2 separate regions of the Mus musculus genome follow, and region 2 is linked to region 1. The links are chromatin loops, found by intact Hi-C in ENCODE. Cell type or tissue: heart. All regions are shown on one strand. Each heading gives the region's core, and the rest is flanking DNA. Links, peaks and the distances in the headings are about the cores only. Region 1 holds the start of Ecd (ecdysoneless cell cycle regulator). Region 2 holds the start of Nudt13 (nudix (nucleoside diphosphate linked moiety X)-type motif 13).

Evidence for each region. Peaks named below come from ENCODE experiments on the same cell type or tissue, not always from the same donor. Only the 100,000 strongest peaks of a DNase experiment are listed, where the experiment ranks them.
Region 2: a loop joins it to region 1, with 2.8 times the contacts of the local background. A loop is called at or near these places in 1 of 42 quality-filtered maps.

The regions. Positions count from the first base shown.
Region 1 is chr14:20,346,231-20,351,615 of GRCm38, reverse strand. It overlaps Ecd (ecdysoneless cell cycle regulator), which reads left to right and starts at 3,495. Exons shown (of 14, transcript NM_027475.3): 1 at 3,495-3,822; 2 at 4,795-5,005. The coding sequence starts at 4,801. Fam149b (family with sequence similarity 149, member B) reads right to left here and starts at 3,454. Exons shown (of 14, transcript NM_001024512.2): 1 at 3,222-3,454; 2 at 200-304. The coding sequence starts at 3,268. In heart, for the core only: a CTCF peak has its summit at 3,305; a DNase peak (open chromatin) is centred at 3,465; H3K4me3 peaks cover 2,575 bases; H3K27ac peaks cover 1,743 bases.
Region 2 is chr14:20,292,554-20,297,938 of GRCm38, reverse strand. Nudt13 (nudix (nucleoside diphosphate linked moiety X)-type motif 13) reads right to left here and starts at 3,249. Exons shown (of 9, transcript NM_026341.3): 1 at 3,147-3,249. In heart, for the core only: no CTCF peak of the experiment used is centred there; a DNase peak (open chromatin) is centred at 3,298; H3K4me3 peaks cover 1,209 bases; H3K27ac peaks cover 957 bases.

The DNA.
Region 1 (5,385 bases), core at 335-5,334:
CACACACACACACACACACACACACACCACAAAGGGGGGGAGCGCTTTACAAGTCCAAGCTTCAGCAAGCCTCCAGCCTTAGGCTCTCACAGAGATAACATTTCTTGTTTGGTCTCACGAGCACAGGTGTGGTCCGAATGAACAAACCCTTTGCCATTAGCAAGTGCAACAAGCAAGCACGCATGCTGTGTGGCAGTACCTGTGAGAACTTGTATCTTTTCCATGGCTGTTGTTGGTAGAGGAAATGTCATCCAGTCGCTCTGGAAGGGGGTGGTGGTTAAGAGCGTGCTTTGTTAGTCCTTTCCTGGGAAGGATAATAAAGCTGTCTTTATATTTTACATTTCCTGTAAAGAAGTCACACTTACAGTATTGTACATGTACACGCATGCCATGGTGTGTATGTGAAGACTGCGACCAACCTGTGAGAGTTGGTTCTCTCCTTCCACTTTGTGAGTCCTGAAACTGAACTTGGTTGTCAGCCTTGGTGGCAAGTACTTTTACATGCTAACCATCTTGTTAGCCCCTAGTGAACATACTTTAACATTTTTTAAAAAAATCATGTGTAGGTGTCTATGCTTCATATGTACCACATGCACAAAGGATGTCAGATCTGGACTTTGAGTTACAGGCAACTGTGAGCCCCTGTTTGGAACTAAACTCAGATCCTCGACAAGAACAATAAGTATTCTTAACTTTTGAGCCACCTTTTCAGCCCTACCATATACTTTTAAATCATGTCTACCACTAGAGAAAAAAATTCAAGCGTACATTCTTAACTTTACAAATAAATACAATACAATTCAGTAAAATCTCGGAATGCTCACCTCCACTGAGAATGTTTGGAGCCAGACCACTTAGATTTAACACTGACTCTCACTTAGCTAATCATACATCATAAGCAGTTATTTAATTCTGTTTTAAGTGAAACGCATGCACTAGGGATTCATGATGTGTGGGCAGAGAAACTTGTAAGCCTCTGTTTAACCTACCTTGTCTCCTGGGTATGTCTGACTAGACAATTTTGTGGGGAAACAATGCCTGCTCTAGATAACTATGTCTGGAAGATAGAATAACTAATGTATTGTTTATTCCAGCAGACAAGCCCCAGCAGAAAATAGACTCCAGAGGAGTAGTGCCCAGCAGGTAGATGATTAAAAAATTATGAATGTTTTACATTTTGAGGTGGTCACACACACACACAAACCTCACACCTTGCTTATATGTGTAAATACAAATTTTAAATGAAAGTCAAGGCTGGAAATATAGCTTAGCAGTGGTACTTCCTAGCATATCTGAGGTACTAAGTTCATTTCTCAGAACCAAAAAAGGGTGTGGGAGACTACACTGAGACAATCAACCTTGCTAACCCCTTTTTAACATCTATAACTAGTAACTGCTAAAGAATGCTACTACTTCAAAATGGATGGGCTCTGTAACAGCTAACATTAAACATTCATTTAAATACACTATCATTTCTATGCATTTAATCCTCATTGCTCACTCTATTATGATTCCCTTTGGGAAAGGCTATTTTTAGGAACTATAAAAAACAGCATCAAGAACAAGTAGTACAATACACAGGGTCAGAAATTTCAGCTCAGGAGATGCCTATCCAGAGTGTCTTCATACAACATGTATTTTTAACATCTCTGGTTAGAAATAATTATAAAAGCAAATCTGGGGCTGATAAGATGGCCCAGTAAATAAAGGTACTTGCCACCAAGCCTCATGACCTGAGTTCAATCAACAAGACTCACATAATGGAATGAGTGACTCTTGGAAGCTGTCTACTAACCTCCAAATGTGTGCTATGGGCCGGGCAGTGGTGGCGCACACCTGTAATCCCAGCACTTGGGAGGCAGAGGCAGGTGGATTTCTGAGTTCAAGACCAGCATGGTCTAAAGAGTGAGTTCCAGGACAGCCAGGACTGCGCAGAGAAACCCTGTCTCAAAAAACCAAAAAAAAAAAAAAAAAAAAAAAAATCAAAAAAACAAATGTGTGCTATGGTGCACGCGCATGTGCATGATACACTAAATGGAATTTTAAAAATTAAAAGCAGATTTTAAGTTAAATCCTTCTCACTTTGGGGAAATGATTATTTCTTAGTTTTATTCCCTAAGGAGCTTATTATCTGATTTGCTGTTGTGCAAATAACATATTCCTTAATAGATAACATGCTTCTGAAAAGCAAGGAGAGGTTCTCTTCTTTGTATGGCTCTTTTACCAAGTAAAGGCGGGAAGAAGAAAGTAGTGCTATCACTTATTGAGGATCTATTATGTACCAGCCCTACGTCATCATTTTAGGTATACTTGTACATCTTAGTTGTATACATAGACAGGAAGGCCCAGATCTAGTTAAATTTCCTAAAAGCTAAGTGGCAAGAAAAGTATCCATCTAAAAATCTCAGGTGTGACTTTAAATGAATGTTATTGGAATGCATAATAAGTGTATGGCTGTTGAAATTGCTTACTTCAATGAGGAGGACCAATGGGACTTGGTTTAAACGTTCAGGCCCTATTGGGTTCAGATGTGGAAGCTTTCTAATTTTATCTGAGCAACAGAAGCTAGTTACAGCAATCTTTCAGAACTGCTGAAAGGACCAAGAAACTGCAGGTTCTTTTGAAATTGCAAAGTACCAGTCAGTAGATATAAGGCTCTATGTTACACTTTACTAAGGGTACAAAGCAGGTTTTTAAACTACCAAAGTGCTTGCTTTTTAGCATTATTTGCAGGGGGTGTGACGGCAATGTGTGAATTGCTTGACAACAGGCTTTACAATCGGATTGACCCTTGGTTTGTACGTCTGAGCTGCACCACCTTCTAGATACAACCTTTAGACCTGTGATCTTTATTTGTAGGATGTGCAAAGTTGGTCTCAACCTGATTTCGCTATTGCATTCAAGCAAACAGCTTTGCATGGTGTTCTGAACTAGACACGTTCAACGTTATTGTAGCATTTAAGCTATTATCTTCAGTGGGGTCAAAAGCACTGTGGGAACAACGGATGCAGCACTCCCTCAATTCAGGACCTAACAGTCCCAAAGGCACACCCTAAGCTGGTGACCCAAAGACAAAAGGCAGCTTCCACCAGGGCTGGGAGGTGAGAATCCGGGATAGTATTTTCCCTCCCTATGTCTGGGACGGGAAAGGAGAGGACGGGCCTTATAAGGTCCCTTGAGCTCCGGCGGCCCAAGCTGGGCGAGCAGAGCAATCCACTCACAGCTCCACGCTCTGCGGCACGGCCTTCCGAGTGTATCTGGAGATCATCCTCCTTTTTCTCCTCTGCGGCCAGGGCGGGCAAGCCAGGGCGGGGGCCTCGGGGCCTGGCCCTCCCGCCGGCTCCGGCCCGGCCCCCTCCTGCCACCTACCGGCCCCGTCTCGCCCCGTCTCGCCCCGTCGCTTAGATTCCGGACCGCCACCTCCCAGAGTTCCCACTCTATAGTCTTCCGACCTGCCTCCTTCCTCTCATGAGCGGAAGTGACGAAGGTACAGCGTCTTTCGGAAATTGGCTCCGATGCGCACTAGAGACTATACTCAGGGTTCCGAGCCTCACGACTTGCAGGCGTTCAGGCGTGGATCAGGGCCCAAGCGAACGCGAGGACCCAGCATGGGCCGGGATTGGGCGGTTGGTGGTCGCCTCTGACCAAGTGTCCTGCTGGAAGAGGCAGCCAAGGAAAGGTGCCAGAGCAGAGGCGCACGAGAGAGCTATTGAAAGGGATCGCTTTACTTTTGTCAGGTGGAAGAAGAGCGTCTAGTTTGGTGAAGGAGCACTATACCGCGCCAGGACAGTGCTCCTGGTGGCTCCTCTTCTGTACTCTCGGGTATGTCATTTTTCATTAATTCCCATGATCTCAAGTCCAATTCTGACTCTGTAAATTCTACATAAAGAGCCCTGCTTGGATTTAGGGTGAGGGTGGGTAGAGTTTTTCCTTGATCCGCCAGGGTGAGAGGCAGCACGATTCTAATTTACAGTGGTGAGTGGGTAGTTGCATAGAAGGTGCAGGTTCCTTATTGGTTCATTGCAAAGCCAAGTAAGCTTAGGAATTAAATTGCTGCGTTAGGTGGGCATCCGGAACCATGACCAATTATTTTGGGACGAAACTCCGACACGCAAGTGTTGGCACTTTTAAATCTTCTATAGAAGCCCTGTAGAGCAAGGGGCATTGCTTTTTAACGCACCTAGTAACACAATTTTAAAGGAAGGTGTTTTAGAGACGGCAGACTAACACTTTCATTTCACGACTAAGTAGAAAGCTCAAGAAAGTAAAGTGCCCAAAGTATGCCACCGACTGAAGCACGGTTGGAAGGTGTGAGAGAATAATGGATAGTAATGGAATGTTTTCAAACTGTGTTACACACACTGCTGCCGACTGAAGGGCAAACATTTATTTATTTGTGAGAAAGGATCGTCTTATGTTACCTAGCCTAGCCTCAAAATCCTGGACCCAGGTGATCCTTTTGCCTTGATCTCTCAGCTGAGACCATAGGCACACCTAGCTATTTTTAACTTTTATCCTCACATACTTCTTTGGTTTGGGAAGTGAGTTGTTGGACTTTCATTTACTCCATAATATCAAGGTTTCCAGTTCACATAATTTAATTTTAAGGAAGATAGTTTTAAGTCTGTTATTCAGAGGATAAATCAAGTGGTGTCTGGTAAAGGCCGGAACCATGATGGTAGGTGTGTATCAAATTTGGGGGAAATAATGTAGTCACCTAGAAGAATTCTGAGAATGCTGTTATTTCTCCTTTTGTGTGGCTTATGTCCCTTGAACTTTGATGGCCATTTTTAGAGAAGAATGGAGGGCAGTGGAAAGCTCGCAATGGTAGAGGATGCTGTGGAGTACCATCTCTTCCTGATACCAGATAAAGCCAGAGGCACAGAAGAGCACAGAGAGATTCTTCAGAAGTACATTGAACGGATAATGACCCAGTTCGCACCCATACTGGTCCCTTATATCTGGCAGAATCAGCCTTTCAATCTCAAATACAAGCCTGCAAAAGGTAAAGTAAGCCTTCCTTCTGAGAGACTTGTTCCATAACCTTAAAAGCCACTGACGTCTGCCCACATATAGCCAAGCCCCTAACTTTAACTCTATAGAATATCTTTATGGCTAGGGATGCGGGGACTGTGGCTGTGGTATGGACTCTCTCACTGTGCCTAAGTGTGAGTGCTGGTGCTGCGAAGGCCCAGGCTTGGGACTTAGTCACAGTTCTTTTTCTCTGCGCAGGACTTATCTCCATGATGCCTGTGGGAGGTTGCTTTGTTTCATGTAGCTGTTTTCCTGAGAATCCAAGAGTGACTTTGTCTGGCCAATAAAAACAACTAAATGGGTTTTGTTACTGTCCGTTGCCACCCAGAAGCATTTCCGGTGTCCTTTACT
Region 2 (5,385 bases), core at 203-5,202, 54 kb after region 1:
CTAAGAATTTATCCTAGGGAGGATAAATTTAAGAATGTTAATTAAAAAATGATAGGGGCTAGAGGTGACTCAGCATTTGAAGGCACTGGCTGCTCTTCCAGAGGACCTATTCTGTTCCCACACCTAGGTGGCAGCTCAGAACCAGGAACTATAGTCCCATAGGACTCAGTGCTCGCTTCTGGCCTCTGCAGGCATCAGACGCACATGTGGTACACAGACATACATTGATACACATGAAATTAATAAATTTTTAAAAAATCATGAGAACGGGAGCCAGCAAGGTGGCTGAGCCACTATAAGCACTCACTGTGCAAACCTGATGACCTGAGTTTGGTTCTTGGAACCCATGGTGGAAGGACAGAGCTGACTCCCCGAAGTTGTCCACCGGCCTCCATGTGCATGCTATGGCACGGCACGCTTGCATCTGCAGGCACAGGCATCACACTCATAGAACAATAACAAAATGTTTAGTGGGGTGCCGGGCATAGTGGCACATGCCTTTAATCCCAGCACCAGGAGGCAGAGGCAGGTGGATTACTGAGTTCGAGGCCAGCCTGGTCTACAAAGTGAGTTCCAGGACAGCCAGGGCTACACAGAGAAACCCTGTCTCGAAAAACCAAAAAAAAAAAAAAAAAAATGTTTAGTGGGGATGGGGGTGTAGCTCGAGGATGTGGCTCAGCTATAGGATGTAGACAACTTGCCTAACATGCATGGGGCTCAAGGTTTAATTTTTAGCAACCCCCCCAATTATGATTAAACAGAATAATAAATAGCTTTTAAATTTAGAATGATCTGTGTAGTAGCAGGAAAGAGTATTCATAACATATTATTAAATGAGAAATGCCCATAAGGCAATGGGGAGAAGCTGGTCAAAGGGCACACAGTTCCACTTGGACAGGATATGTAAGTTCTGTAGATCTGCAGTACTGATGGTGACCATATACACTTGAAAACTAAGAGACCTTAAACGTGCTTATCGCAACGAACAACTACAAATATATAAGGTAATAGATATATTAGCTTGATTTACTTAATAAGATATACAAATATAAAATATTATACTGTATACTATATATATATATTTTTTTTATCAATTTACTGTTATTATTGTTGCTTTCTAAGATGAGTCTGGCCTAGAACTCACAATGTAGTCTAGGCTGGCCTTGAGCTAGAGGCAATCCTCCTATATCAGACCCCTACATGCTGAGATAAACACACATACCCAGCACCATACCTGGGTTTATTTGCCAATTATATATTCAGCTAGACAGGTGGAAAGACAAGTAATATTTGATTGGTCACCATTACCTAATTTATGTATAATTAAGAGAACAGATAAACATTCTGGGGTACATAAATTAATTTTTGTTTTGTTTTGTTATTTTGAGGTTAGATCTTTGCTTAAGTGGGCTAGGCTGGCCTTGAACCATGGCAATCTCCTGCCTCTGACTCTAGAGTGCTGAAATTACAAGTGTACAACACTTCACTTATCTGGAGTTACTTGGGTTTGTTTGTTTTCTGGTTTTGAGAAGGTGTCATATAACCCAAGCTGGCCTTGAACCCCATCCTCCTGCTACTGCCTATTGAATGCTGAGATTATAATTAGGCTTTTGTATTTTTCAGAAGTACACAGACTATAGACAGTGGCTAGTTTAGGAGAAAGAGATGGCGATGAAGGTTGACAGGGGCACATGCAATTAAACTGTTCATTTGTACACTTACAATTGTGTGTGTATGTGTGTGTGTGTGTGATGCATATGTGTTTGGTGCCTAAGTATGTGACTGCATGTGCATGATGCATATGCATGTGACTGTGAGAGAGAGAGATACTGCAGGCACACACATGCCACAGGATAAGTGTACAGGTCAGAGGACACCCTCAGGTGTTGGTCCTCACCCTCCACCTTATTTTGAGCCATGATATTTCTGTCATTCATCACTGTGTATACTAGGCTGGTTAGCCTGTGAGCTTCCAGAGAGTCACAGATGTGCACTATTGCACCCCACTTTACATGGGTCCTGGGGACTCAAACTCAGCAAGCACTTTATCTGCTGAGCCACTTTTCCAGCCCTGACTAAAATTTACTTATTTATTTTTACTGATTTTAAATTTCATTTATTTATTTATTTTTGAGACAAAGTATCACTCTGTAACCCAGGCTGGCCTCAGACTCATAGCGACTCTTTTGCTTCAGCAGGAAGGATTATAGGCTATCTTTAAATTTTAAAGCACATGCATATACATACATACACACACATATATATGTATATATAAATACAATAATGTATAACAAAACCAGTAGTTTCCAGGACTAACGGCTAAAAGAGGTTATTTTCACGCTACTGGAAATTTAGGCTACTGGAATTCCTCTGGTGAGGTTAATGGGTCCTGGGAATCGAGCTGTAACTACTCACTGCTCTTGTATGGCCATACAGCTACCTGGTTTCTTGTCCAATATTTGATACCAAATTAATTTTAGCCAACTGTCGATTATCATGGCCTGACGACTGGACAATATGTCAAACAGCATCCCCACACTTGACGCTCCTGGTGTGTGTGTATACAAAGAATTATCGATGAGATGAAAGGTAACGTTGTTTTTACTCAAAACTAATAAATGCCAAGGCATTTGAACGTATGAACTAACAACTTCTATGGCACACACACACACATTTCTCATTCTGTTCATCTTTCCAGATGGAATGACTTGAAAGGCATAAAGCGTGACCGTGGGTTCCTCCTGAATCTTCACAGGTGCCCAGGGAGCAGCCACTCCACTGTGGACTTCGATGGCTGGGAATGCTGGAAGCTGATGAGCAGCCGTGTTGCAGACTTCACGGTCTCTGTGCCCTGGTTTATATAAAAAGCTTTATGGTTTATTTCTAAAAGATCCCGCCACCATTTAAAAAATTAAGAGAAAAGGTGAAATATTGGAAACTTCCATTTTAAATAGCTCTTCAAAAATATTTCAGAAAATATTTAGAGGTACTCAATGTTGGGTACAAAAACGTCCGGTTTCTCGAGATTTGAAAGGTTTAAGTTAAAACTGTCAAACTCTGTAACCGAGAGCGTCTGGCAAGTTTTGATTATGGCTCCTTACTACATCCTAGTTGCACTTAGAACAGGTTTCGTTTCCTGTACTCACTCTTTTCGAGATGCCTTCTATGCCCCAATGGTCTGCACGCCCCTGGAAACTCCAAATGTTCAAGTTCAAATGGTTTCTCTTTTCCCTTCCCAGTGGGATTGACGCTTTGCCACACCTCCCAGAATCCTCCTTAAAGATGCACTCTGGGAAATGTAGTTTCATCGCTACAGCGCACGTAGGGGTGGTTGGGTAAGTGGAAATCTGACACACTTCCCAGCAGTCTCAGAGAGATTACCGATGCACTCTGGGAATTGTAGTTCAACTTTTAGGCCGGGAGCTTGTAACCTTGGGTTGCAAAGTTAACCTTATAAAGCATATAGTGAAACCCACCACAAACAAATAGCTTTAACAGTTTCCAGATCTTCTGGGCTAGATGCTGCTTAGCTGAATTGGTGAGCCCCAGGTTCAGTGGGAGACCCTGCCTCAATGAACAAAGGGGAAAGCCATGGAGGAAGACATTCCATGTCAACTTTACCCTCTACACCCACATACTTTAATGTGCACCCATGGACACACATGTGCCATGTACATATGAACATGAAAAAAAAATCTTTTTTTAAGGTTAGGAGTTCCGGGCTTAGCCGGGCGTGGTGGTGCATGCCTTTAATCCCAGCACTTGGGAGGCAGAGGCAGGTGGATTTCAGAGTTCAAGGCCAGCCTGGTCTACAGAGTGAGTTCCAGGACAGCCAGGGCTATACAGAGAAACCCTGTCTCGAAAAACAAAAACAAAAACAAAAAAAGGAGTTCCAGGCCTGCCTTTAATCCCAGGAGACAGAGGCAGAGCCCTCTGAATTTGAGGTCAGCCCAGTGTACACAGTAGACTCAGGTTATCAGGGGTGCATACTGATACCTTGCTTTAAATAAACGAGGGACTGTGCTTAGGTATATAGACGCTTTAGGTAAAACTCTTACCTTGGTCAATCAGTAGGATCAATCACCATCTAAGACGAATCTCCAGTAAAGCTACTTGGGGCTGCTTTCTTTCTTACTATGGGAGTTGCTTGCTTCTGTGAGAAGCCAGTGCTATTAACCACTAAGCCATTTCCCTAGCTCTTCAAAATATAATTAATGAGACAAAATATTAAAAGTACAGGATACATAAAAAATGCATCTTAATGTAAACAAAATTCTATGGGAGAAAACAAAATAAATAACTGTACACACGGTTGTAAGTGCTGGGGCAGAAGTTAAAGCATGGTAAGAGGAGGAGCGGTTTTGCTATTTTACGTAGGATGGATAGCCTCATTGTTAAGGCAACACTGGAATAAAGAGCTTGACAGAGCTGACAGGAACAGCCAAGTTAGGATTTGTGGGGAGAGACTTGTAGACAGAGTAAAATAAGCTCGTGCAAAGGCCCTGGGGTGGAGATGTGCCTGGCGGGTGTAAAGAAAGGTTAGGACTGGGGCTGGAGAAATGGCAGAATGGTTTAGAGTCCTGATTGTTCTTCTAGAGGACCTGGATTTGAGTCCCAGCTTCAATATAACAGCTTACAACCTTCTGGAACTCTAGTTCCAAGGGATCTGAGGTCCTCTTCTGGCCTCTGTGGGCATTGCTCAAATGTGGTACACAGTATACACAGACAAAACACCCATAACACATAACAATAAAAGGTAAAACAAAGAAATGTAGGACAGATCATTATAGATGAGGTCAAAAAATAGACAGGCACTAGATCACACGGAGCCTCACGAGTGTTATGTTTTTATAAAGCCATTATAATGTTCTGGGTTTATTCCGAGAGGGATAGAATGTCACCAAAGGGCTTAAGCGGAACAAGAGGACATTTTAAAAGAACCATTGTAGGGACAAGGTTACTAACTCCTGAATATAGATCTGAACACAGATCTAGATCATCAGAAAAAGGACAGCAGGCCTAGTTTAATGGCTAGCCAGTTTTTAATGGTGAGAGGAACGTGTGTGTGTGTGTGTGTGTATAAAAAGAGAGAATGTGTGGGTCTATCTGTCTCTCTCTGTGTCTGTCTGTCTGTCTGTCTCTCTCTCTCTCTCTCTCTCTGTGTGTGTGTGTGTGTAGTGTGTGTATAAAGAGAGAGAATGTGTGTGTCTGTCTGTCTGTCTGTCTGTCTGTCTGTCTCTCTCTCTCTCTCTCTCTCTCTCTCTCTGTGTATGTGTGTAGTGTGTGTAGGCCATTAGACATCATTCCTCAGGCACTGTTCACATGGGTGTTTGAGACAAAATCTCTCAGCCTGAAACTCTCCAAGTCGGCTATGCTAGCTAGTCA